Linked DNA regions of Homo sapiens: region 1 is linked to region 2. The links are chromatin contacts, found by Hi-C or POLR2A ChIA-PET in ENCODE. All regions are on one chromosome and are shown on one strand. Each heading gives the region's core, a stretch centred on a gene start or an enhancer-like site at or near the end of the contact. The rest is flanking DNA. Distances are from core to core; before and after follow the strand shown.

Region 1 (5,268 bases), core at 1,267-3,766, 79 kb before region 2:
TACAAGAAGAATTACAAAACACTGCTCAAGGAAATCAGAGATGACTCAAACAAATGGAAAAAACATTCCATGTTTGTGGATAGGAAGAATCAATATCATTATAACGGCCATACTGCCCAAAGCAACTTACATATTTAACATCACTCCTATCAAACTACCAATGACATTCTTCATGGAGCTAGAAAAAACTATTTAGAAGTTCTTATGAAAAAAAAAAAAAGAGCCTGAATAGCCAAGGGAATTCTAAGCAAAAAGAACAAAGCTGGAGGCATCATATTACTCAACTTCAAACTATACTACAGGGCTACAGTAACCAAAACAGCATGGTACTGGTACAAAAGCAGACACATAGACCAATGGAACAGAAATTTGTTGAAGTGTAATTAACGTAAAATAAGCACACCCATTTTAGGTGCACCTTTCAATGAGTTTTCACAAATATAATCTCACCATATTCAAGATATAGAACATTTCCATCATCCCCCAAAGTTCCTTCATATCTCCTTGCAACAATCCCAACCCAACTCTTGGCACCAGGGAATGACTGATTTGCTTTGTGTCACTATTGATTAGTTTTACATTTTCTAGAATTTTCTATAAATGTAATCATAACAATATACTCTTTATGTCTGGCCTTTCAGCATGTTTCAGGGATTTATCAATGTTGTATGTGTTAGTACTTTGCTCATTTGTATTGTTGAGTATTATTCCATTCTTTTCTTTTTTAAAAAACAGAGACAGGGTCTTGCTCTGTTTCTCAGGCTGGAGTACAGTGGCACAATCATGGCTCACTGCAGCTTCAAACTCCTGGGCTCAGGCACTCTTCCTTGCCTCAGCCGCCTGAGTAGCTAGGACTACAAGTGAGGGCCACCACGTCTGGCTAATTTTTTTTATTTAATTTTTTGCGGAGACAGGGTTTCACTATGTTGCTCAGGTTGGTCTCAAACTCCTGGCTTCATGTGGTGCTGCACTTCAGTCTCTCAAAGTGCTGAGATTACAGGCATGAGCCATTGCACCTGGCCTTGTTGTTGTTGTTTTTTTGTAACTGTAGTTAGTTTATCAAGTTATCTATTGATGAATATTTGGTTGGTTGTTTCCAGTTTTTGAAAATTATAAAGATGATTAAAATCATTTATGTGTATGTTTTGTATGAGCATATGTTTTCATTCTTCTTAGGTAAATACCAAGAAGTGCAATTGTTTATATGTTTGACTTCATTATTTAAAAAAACTGACAACTGTTTTCAAAGTGATTGTAACATTTCACATTCTTACCAGCAGTGTAGAAGAGTTCCAGTTTCAGTTACTGATTTCTAATTAAATTGCATTTTGTTGGAGAAGCCCGGTATGTGATTTCAATCCTGCTGGATTTATTGAGACTAGTTTCATGGCCCAGCATATGATGAACGTTCCATCTGCACTGAAAACACTGTTTAGTCTGCCATTGCAGGGTGGAGCGTTCTGTAAAAGTTAATTGGATCCAGTTAGTTGATAGTGCTGTTCAAGTCTTCTGTATTCATACCAGTTTTCTGTCTGCTATTTCTATCAATACAAGAGAAGGTGGTGAAATATGCAACTTAAATTATGGATTTGTCTTTTTCCCCTTTCAAATTCTGTCAGTTTTCGCTTCAAGTCTTTTGAAGTTCTACAACTGGGTGCATTCACATTTAGGAATGTTATTTTTTCTTAGTGACTTGATAGTTTATCATTGTGAAATGTCCCTCCTTATGTCTGGTAATATTTCTTGTCCTAAAGTGTGTTTTGCCAGAAATGGATACAGTCAATCCACCTTTCTTATGTCTCATGTTTACCTTTTTTCATCCTTTTACTTTTAACATTCTTGTGTCTGTATAAAGTGGATTTCTTGTAGACACCAGAGAGTCAGACCTTACTTTATTACCCAATTGGATAATCTTTGATTTATAATTGGAATGCTTAATTCATATACATTTAGTATAATTACTGATACGGTTAGGTTTAAATCTACTGTCTTGCTGTTTGTTTTCTATTTATACCATATGTTTTTATTTTTTTCTTCTTTTCCTGCCTTTTTGGATTAGTTGAGTATTTTTCAGTATTTCATTTTATATTCTCCATTGGTGAATAACACTCCTTTTTTAAAAACAATTGTTGCTGTAGGTTTACAGAATACATCTTCAGTTTATCAGTGTACCTTCAAATAATATGATGCCACTCCTACAATCACGTAAGTTTTCAGAACAGTATCCTTTCGAGGTCTTTAGGCTTTGTCTTTTCAGAACCTGAACATCTCTCAGATCTCTGGGGACTGCTCCTCTTACAGTTTCCTAGTAGATGCTCTTTGCTTGGCCTCGCAGAGTTTTACGTTGTGCGTGAGCCAAAGATGTAAGAGGGCTCCCATGTGGATTTCGAGCTCTTGCTCTGTCTAGCTTACTCATCTGTGGTACCCCGCCCTGGAAATTCCAGCTGCCCTCCCTCATCCCTACTTCTGCTCTGTCTCATCAAAGCAGCAAGGCTGCCACGCCCTGCCTGAGATGCCACGCCCTGCCTGAGTTCCCCTCCTGTATCACAATCTGCAAAGCAGCTTCAGAAAGAAAGCTGGGGTGATCGTGGGTCTTGCCTTGTTTCACTTCTCTCGGGGGTTACAGTTCTGCTTTGTCTGTTGTTCAGAGTCTGAAACAATTGTTTCATATATCTTCTCTAGCGTCCTGCTGTTTATTGCAGTAGGGCAAGTCCAGTACCAGTTACTGCTTCATGGCCAGAAGCAGTAGTCTTGTCTCATATTTGTTTTTCTTAGATCTTTATTTTTGCATTCGCTTATACAATTTATTTTTTATGTATCATTGCCACATGGTTCATTAAAAATCTATGTTTATTTTCTGCTTAACAACTGCTTTACTCAGTGGGTTACATGTGCTTGCAGACATACTGCTTAGAGCATTTTCAAAGTAAATATGCTGTTTGTTAAGACTTCTAATGTAAGCTCTATTATTTATTCAAGCTAGTATTCTAATATTCATTCCATTATTATTATTATTATTTTTGAGATGGAGTTTTGCTCTTGTCACCCAGGCTGGAGTGCAGTGGTGCAATCTCAACTCACTGCAACCTCTGCCTCCCAGGTTCAAGTGATTCTCCTGCCTCAGCCTCCCAAGTAGCTGGGATTACAGGCGGCCACCACCATGCCTGGCTAATTTGTTTTATATTTTTAGTAGAGACGAGGTTTCACCATGTTGGCCAGGTTGGTCTCAAACTCCTGACCTCAAGTGATCCGCCCGCTTCGGCCTCCTAAAGTGCTGGGATTATAGGGGTGAGCCACTGTGCCCGACTATTATACCCATTTAAATAGGAGAAAAGATGCTTTAGAGAGATCACACAAGGATTCAAACTCAGATAATCTGGCACCAGGGCTGAGATCTTAACTACAACATATATTAGCTTTCGGAGCTATTTTTGCCTAAATACAAGCATAATATTCCTTGTTTAACAAATATATGGCCAATGTGTGTAGACATGATGGAAGGTCCAGTTTTGAATATGGGTTGAAATGTGTTATCTATTTCCATTAACACTAGAAAGAGTTGTCTGAGAGACAGTGTGAAGACTTTCCTGGAAATGTTTCATAATAGAATTGTTTATATCCTACCTAGGAGAGTGAAGGTAAAATGAAGTCACTTCACTTCCATGTAGTCCATGGCAAACTGTGATAATCAATTTGCAGATGTTCTTGGCTGTATAGAGCTTTTATGCACGGTATTTCTCTTACTCCCTGAACACATGGGATATTTGAGCCTGACAAATTAGCAGTCTTTTCTTATTTTTTTTATTGGAAGCCTGTTTTCATCGCTGTCTTTTGTTTTGCTTTGTTTTGAGACAGGGTCTCACTGTCACCCAGGCCTGGAGAGCAGTGGCATGATCACGGCTCACAGAAGACTTGATCTCCCTGGGCGCAAGTGATCCTCCTGCCTCAGCCTCCTGAGTAGCTGGGACAGGTCTACAGGTGCATGCCACCATGCCTAGCTAATTTTTGTATTTTTTGTAGACATAGTCTCAATATGTTGCCCAGGCTGGTTTCAAACTCCTGGGCTCAAGCGATCTGCCCGCCTCGGCCTCCCAAAATGCTAGGATTACAGGTGTGAGTCACCCCGCCCAGCCTTCATTGTTATTTTTTATTTTATTTATTTATTTATTTATTTATTTTTTGAGGCGGAGTTTTGCTCTTATCGTCCAGGCTGGAGTGCAATGGCGTGATCTCGGCTCACTGCAACCTCCGCCTCCCAGGTTCAAGCGATTCTCTGCCTCAGCCTCTTGAGTAGCTGGGACTACAGGCACACGCCACCACGCCTGGCTAATTTTTGTGTTTTTAGTAGAGATGGGGTTTTGCCATGTTGGCCAGGATGGTCTCGATCTCCTGACCTCATGACCCACCTGCCTCGGCCTCCCAGAGTGCTGGGATTACAGGTGTAAGCCACCACGCCCATCCTCATTGCTATTTTTCTATCAAAACAGCAGGTTAATACTTTGACATCTTAATTTTTTTTTTTTTTTTTTGAGACAGAGTCTTGCTCTGTCACCCAGGCTGGAGTGCAGTGGCGCGATCTCGGCTCACTGCAACCTCCGTCTCCTGGGTTCAAGTGATTCTCCTGTCTCAGCCTCCTGAGGAGCTGGCACTGCAGGCATGCACCACCATGCCTGGCTAATTTTTGTATTTTTGGTAGAGACGGGGTTTCTCCATGTTGGCCAGGCTGGTCTCGAACTCCTGACCTCAGGCGATCCACTTGCCTCAGCCTCCCAAAGTGCTGGGATTATAGGCATGAGCCACTGCGCCCGCCCCGACATGTTAATATTTTAAGATGAAGAACAAAACAGCCAACCTAAGAAAAACAACTAGCAGGCACCCAAGGGCATCTCAGGATGAAAAATCTGTGGCTGAACAATTCAATCTACATCATAGCCACTGAGAACAATATTAATTTCTCAATTAGTAGCAAGAGCAGAGAGATCATGAACACATAAGGCTGAGTAGAAAATTGCTAAAACATTTTGAGACATGCTAGCCTAAAAGCTTCTTGTTAGTATGGCATGCTTATTCAGTATAACCAAAACAATATTTATTAGAAATTATAAAGGTAAGGAGGCTGGGCACGGTGGCTCATGCCTGTAATCCCAGCACTTTGAGAAGCCGAGGCAGGAAGATTGCTTGAGGTCAGGAATTCCAGACCAGCTTGGGAAACATAGTGAGACCCTGTCTCTACAAAAATAAAAATAAAAATAATTACCTGGGATGTGT
Region 2 (5,867 bases), core at 2,129-4,628:
ATACCTGGGGTGGGCTGGGTGCAGTAAAGTCATTCCCTGTACCGTGCCTTGGAAGCTCTGAGGGGTCGTGGCTCAGGTATTCTGTCTCTAAGCCTGAGCTCCTGTAGCACATGATGACCTCATACGGAAGGAGACTTTTATCTCAGCATCCCTCAACCTGGCACAGCAGTTATTAAACTTTTTGGTCACAGGACACCATGTATAGTGTTAAAAATTATTGAAACTCTCATACATTGCTGGTATAAAATGGTGCAGCCACTGAGGAAAACAGTTTGATAGTTCATCAAAAAGTTAAACATGAAGTTACCGTATGACGCAGCAGTGCCACTCTTAGGTGTATGCCGAAGATAACTGAAAACATGTTTATACAAAATGTATACACAAATGTACACAGCATTATTGGTGATAGGCAAAAGGTGAAGACAACTCAAATGTCCATCAGTGGATGAATGGATAAACAAAATGTGGTATATCCATACAATGGGATACAGGTTGAGCATTCCTAATCTGAAAATCCAAAATCAGAAATGCTCCAAAATCTAAAACTTTGAGTGCCAACATGATGCTCAAAGGAGACACTCATTGGAGCATTTCAGATTTTGGATTTTTGTATTAGGGATGGCCAGCTGATAAGCATATAATGCATATGTTCCCAAATCCGAAAAAGCCTTTAATCCAGAACATTTCTGGTCCTAAGCATTTCAGATGAGGGATGCTCAGCCTGTATTATTTAGCCGTTAAAAGGAGGGAAGTAATGATACCTGATACAACATGGGTGAACCTTTAAAACATTATGGTAGGTGAAAGAAGCCAGTCATAAAAAGCCACATATATTACGATTTCACGTATATGAAATGTCCAGAACAGGGAAATCTAATAGAGACAGGAAGTAGGTTAGTAGTTGCCAGAGATGGGGGGAGAAGAGGATGGGAGTGACTGCTAAAGGGTTTGGGGTTTCTTTTTAGGGTGATGAAAATGTTTTGGAATTACATAGCAGTGATGATTGTACAACTTTGTGAATGTACTAAAAACCACTGAATTGTACAGTTAGGCACCACATAATGATGTTTTGGTCAAGGATTGACTGCATATGCAATGGTGGTCCCATAAGATTATAATGGAACTGAAAAATTCCTATCGCTGAGTGTTGCCGTAATGTCATAGTATAATTACTTTTTAAAAAAATATATATTTAGTGTAGCCTAAGTGTACAGTGTTTATACAGTTGACAGTAGTGTACAGTAATGTCCTCAGCCTTCACATTGACTCAGCACTCACTTGCTGACTGACCTAGAGCAACTTCCAGTCCTGCAAGCTCCATGCATGATTGGTACCCTATGCAGGTGTACCATTTTTAATCTTTTATACCATATGTTTACTGTACCTTTTCTATATTTAGATACACAAGTACTTAGCATTGTGTTACGATTGCCCATAATATTCAGGGCATTAACATGTTGTACAGATTTGTAGCCTATGAACAACCGGCTGTCCTATATAACCAAGTGTGAAGTAGGCTATGACTATCTAGGTTTGTGTAAGTACACTCTATGACGTTTGCACAGCAACAAAATTACCTAACAATACATTTCTCAGAACATATCCCTGTCATTAAGGAAGCATGACTGTACCTATTTAAGTGGTGAATTTGATGGCATGTGAATTACAACTCAATAATGGAAATTGTAGAGAAGAATTTTTATGTCTGTAGATATCATATTAGAAATTAAAACTTGTAATAAAAATATACTAATTTAAAAAATAACATTATAATGTAACCATTATATGTTAACATACATTTTTATTTTAAAAAATCTTCAAAACAAAAAATTAAGTAAGAAGAGTAGCATTACCTTACATTTCTATTATATCTTTAATGTCTGGTTAGTAGGAGGCAGCAAGAACATCATATGTGCTTCTGTGTCAGTCTTTTGTGCTATGTTGCTTTGTGAAAGTATGTGAAGAAAATTCAGCCTTACACAGATGTGATTGGAAAAGAAAGGAGTATTGTTTTATGGACTTTTAAGATAACATGGATATTCTTTGACACTACCTCAAAATGTGACAAATGGTAATTTATTAAAGGTTAGTTGCACTGTGGAATCTGAAATCATTTATGTTAAAGTTTATTGATCTGTCTTATACTTTAAATGGACCTTTTACCACATGCAAGATTTTGTGTCATCATGCTTTGTCATTTGGGAAAGTATTGGTTCACTAATTTATGCAGATCTTCCAAATATTGACTCATTTCATTATTCTGTCTAAAATCACATTTGCTAATATCATCCCTGACCTCCTCAGAAGTCTTAATTATTGGGAAGCTTTCAAGCTCATGGTGGTAGATACGAGTTTTCCAGAATTCTGACTTCTGTGTGATGAGAGCCTGTGTCTTTTTGGTTGGCTTCAGCGGGTGTGATCTTGACTGTTTTACAATATAAAAGAAAAAAGGATTTTTTGGGAGAATTTGTGAGAATAGAGTGCTGGTGCTAAGTTGTCTATATGGGTGACTTCCTAGAAGAGGTTACCGGAGCCCTCGGTGGTTGCTTTTTTGGCTAGGGTGGGGTGTATGTGTGTTGAGAAAAGTTAGGAGGGTTTTTCTGTTTGAGCACGGAGCTAGAAGGACAGTAGAAGAGCAGAGCTGAGTGTTGGGCGAGGGAGATGAAGCCCGGGACGTGCTGGGGGAGTTAGAATATGTGTGAGTCAGGATGGCTTGCAGAGTGCTGTTCCACATCCTGCCCCGTTCGATCCTTACCATGATCTTACTAGTTAGGCACAGAGGGTGTACTGTTACACTTCTTTAGTAGGTGAGGGAAATGAGACCCAGAAATGGCAGTGGAATTGTCTAGAGTCATCTGGTTAGTTAGGGGTGGAATGGGTACCTGTCCTGAGCCTCTGCTTCCTAACTTATGCTGGTTTGTTTGCAACTGCACTAGGCTTGCTTTATTGGTGAGAAGCTGAGACAGAGGTTTCTCATGGCCAGAGTCAAGGGAGACATTGGTGGAGTTGATGCACCAATGCATTTTTGGATGAAGGTTGAAAGGAGTATGCAGGGTCTTTTACTTTGGGAAATGCTGTTGCCACTGTACAGAGGTGGGATGGACCCACACAAAGTTTGGTTCACGTGTCAGCCTGATGAGACCTCACGATGTACCAAGAGAGTAAGAAAAGGTGAATTATTCACATAGTAAAGCTTTTGGGGGAGAGCAGGCAGGCTCTCGGGTCCAAAAGTGTCTTGAGAGAGCAGGGAAAGGAGACTGGCTTGGCTTTTACATGATTAGGGGTTGGGGCTGGTCGAAGGCTTCCTTCCCTGCCCCCCTGGACCTGGATGGTTTGAACTTCCTGCAAGTGCCAAAGGAGGGGGCCCCAGGCTTTCTTATCAGCTTGCCCAGATGGGGGCAGAAGGGGAAGGTGGGGAGCGGTGGGGCCTGAAAACAGCAGTCAGATGTCAGAAATGGAGCCAGACTCTGTATTACAGGAAATGACATCTTTTCTCAAGGGATCTAGCAAGTAGCAATTTGATTCTAAATTCAAGACTTAGAACCAGCGAGGGAAGTGATTGAGTGAGCTACTGGCAGAACTTGTTGACTTAGCTGAAGTCTGCATGATCACAGCTCTGCATATCCTGGAACTCCACATTTCCTCCTGGTGACGAAGTGATGTGTTTCAGCTGATTTAGAATGTTGGCCTATTGAGAACAAAGCGAAGCTTGTGGGAAAAGAAGATAATGTGGTGCAGGAAGGCCCTGAATGCAGGGATGTTGCTTTCTTTTACTGAGAATTCTCTCGTGCTTGCCTTTGCCTTTATCCACCCCCTACCCCTTCTTTCCTTTTACCCTGAGAGTTGTTGGGAGGAAACTTAGCTGGGCCAACAGATGATGGAGCCGTCTATTGGAGGCTTTGAAATCCCACTTTACCACACAAGGAGGAGAAACATAGCTGTCATCTCCAGGAATTTTAGTACTCATCAGTCCCAGGCTGTCATATGAAGCATTCCACTCAGCGCAGTAAAAAAATGTGAACTAGTCAACAGTTTGTATGGGAGGACTACTTTGTGTTTCGAACGTTTGGACTTGGAACACTGTCCCAGATATTGGTTAGGTTACACTTGGAAGATGTTGTTTTGGAAGCGAGTAGGACTTGAACTCCAACAGATACTGGGTTAAGGAGGCTGCCAGGTACCAGTCTTAGATCCTCGAGGGCTTGGATCTGGAAGTGCTGCTCCCATTTTGGTTTGTATTTTGTAATGAATGCTTGGAGTCAGCTCAGGGTCCAATCATTGAAGCATTTATGTGTGAAACATTGATTATGCAGTGATTACTTGAGGAGGTGACTGGTGGTCACAGCTTATTTCTCTAATGTCTTTCCCTTTCTCTCCCACTCCTGATTTCCACCTGGGAATCCTATCCTTCCAGTGTGGAATGTATCAGAGAGTTTTAAAGCCCAAAGAGACCTTGGAGGTGATTATTTCTCTTACGTGTTGTATTTAAGGAACCTGATAATAACTAACTTCAAACATTTATTTCAGAAAGTTTCAAAACTATACAGAATTAAAGATAATAGTACGATGAGTCTCTATATTTCACCCAGATTTAGTAATTTTAAGATATTGCCCAGGTACAACTATCACATATAGAGCACTTCACATGCTTTACTTTTATCACCTCCCAATAGCCTTTTGGGGTTAGATACAAATATATTTCCTCTCTTGAAGATGAGAAAACTGACAGGCCCAGAGAGATTAAGAACCTTGCCTGGGGTCTCCCAGTCCGCAGCCAGCCGCCTGTGACTTCACCCTCTCTGCTGCACTGCCTGGAGAAGTTTTAAAGTTTGCCTGACATACACGGTCAGCTGAGGTCAGGCTAGAAGTGGAACCAAGAGATCTCACTCCTTCGTTGTTTCTTTTATTGTGATTTTCTGTGGCTTTTCTCTTTCCTTTATTCTTTTGATTCTTTTGCAACTGACTTTCTGGGCTTGAAGCGTCCGAGTACCATTTTAACTCTGATAGGCAGACAGCGGCATCCCAAGGCTGGGGTGGTGGGAGTGGTCTGCTCCAGTGCTGGTGATGAGGGGTGCATTGTCTGTGGAGGATTTAATAACAGTAATAAAAGCATCCAGAAGTCTGCCTGTAAAGTCTAAATGTCTAGAATTTTGCCTGCAGTTCTAAACAATGTCGGTGATATTCTTTCCCCCAAAATCTTTTGTTGGTGTTCTAAATAATTGCTTTATTGAGTTTTAATAATAGATACGTAAGCTTCAAGTGAGTACTTCTTGAGTACTTAGCCTTTAATAGATACTGTAGGCCGAGCGCCATGGCTCATGCCTGTAATCCCAGCACTTTGGGAGGCCGAGGCGGGTGGATCACCTGAGGTCAGGAATTTGAGACCAGCCGGGCCAACATGGTGAAACCCCGTCTCTACTAAAAATACAAAAAATTATCTGGATGTGGTGGCACGTGCCTGTAATCCCAGCTACTGGAGGGGGTGGGCTGGGACAGGAGAATTGCTTGAACCCGGGAGGTGGAGGTTGCGGTGAGCTGAGATTGTGCCATTGCACTCCAGCCTGGGTGACAGAGTGAGACTCCGTCTCAAAAAAAAAAAAAAAAAGAAATACTGTATGCAACATGGAGGTTAAATCTGACACTCCTGGTGTCAGATTAGCCCTAAACACATGGGGATTCAGCTGCTTGCATTCATTTCCAGAGTAACTTCTTAAGACTTTAGAATTGTTCAGAAAGCTTGCTTAGGACAGTCTTGTGTATTTAACTCTGTAGTATTACGTATATCTGTTTTTAAACAGTAGATTTGAAATAAATGATAGTGTTACTGATGACTATAATTGTCACTCTGTTTGATCACTTGGAGTTTT

The links. A loop is a pair of places that touch in the nucleus more often than their neighbours do. ChIA-PET counts read pairs that join two places held with the same protein, here RNA polymerase II (POLR2A). Pooled maps may share reads with other maps.
Region 1: a loop to region 2 is called in a pooled map, with 2.2 times the contacts of the local background. The contact joins two enhancer-like sites. A Hi-C loop is called at or near these places in 2 of 50 pooled maps. POLR2A ChIA-PET finds 5 or more read pairs at or near these places in 4 of 52 experiments (A673, H1, WTC11 and 1 more).

The regions. Positions count from the first base shown.
Region 1 is chr10:35,297,800-35,303,067 of GRCh38, forward strand. LOC107984220 (a long non-coding RNA gene) reads right to left here. Exons shown (of 3, transcript XR_007062113.1): 2 at 1,275-1,460. It also overlaps a transcript of CCNY not described here. Among named protein-coding and RNA genes, the nearest start is that of CCNY-AS1, 36 kb to the right of the region's middle. RefSeq lists an enhancer at 1,795-2,994 and a silencer at 2,717-2,766. Within about 2 kb of position 2,517, at least 3 of the 41 ENCODE cell types and tissues checked have a DNase peak (open chromatin) inside an H3K27ac peak, as active enhancers do.
Region 2 is chr10:35,375,978-35,381,844 of GRCh38, forward strand. All of the region lies in intron 1 of CCNY (cyclin Y), which reads left to right. Among named protein-coding and RNA genes, the nearest start is that of CCNY, 42 kb to the left of the region's middle. RefSeq lists a silencer at 3,424-3,718. Within about 2 kb of position 3,379, at least 18 of the 41 ENCODE cell types and tissues checked have a DNase peak (open chromatin) inside an H3K27ac peak, as active enhancers do.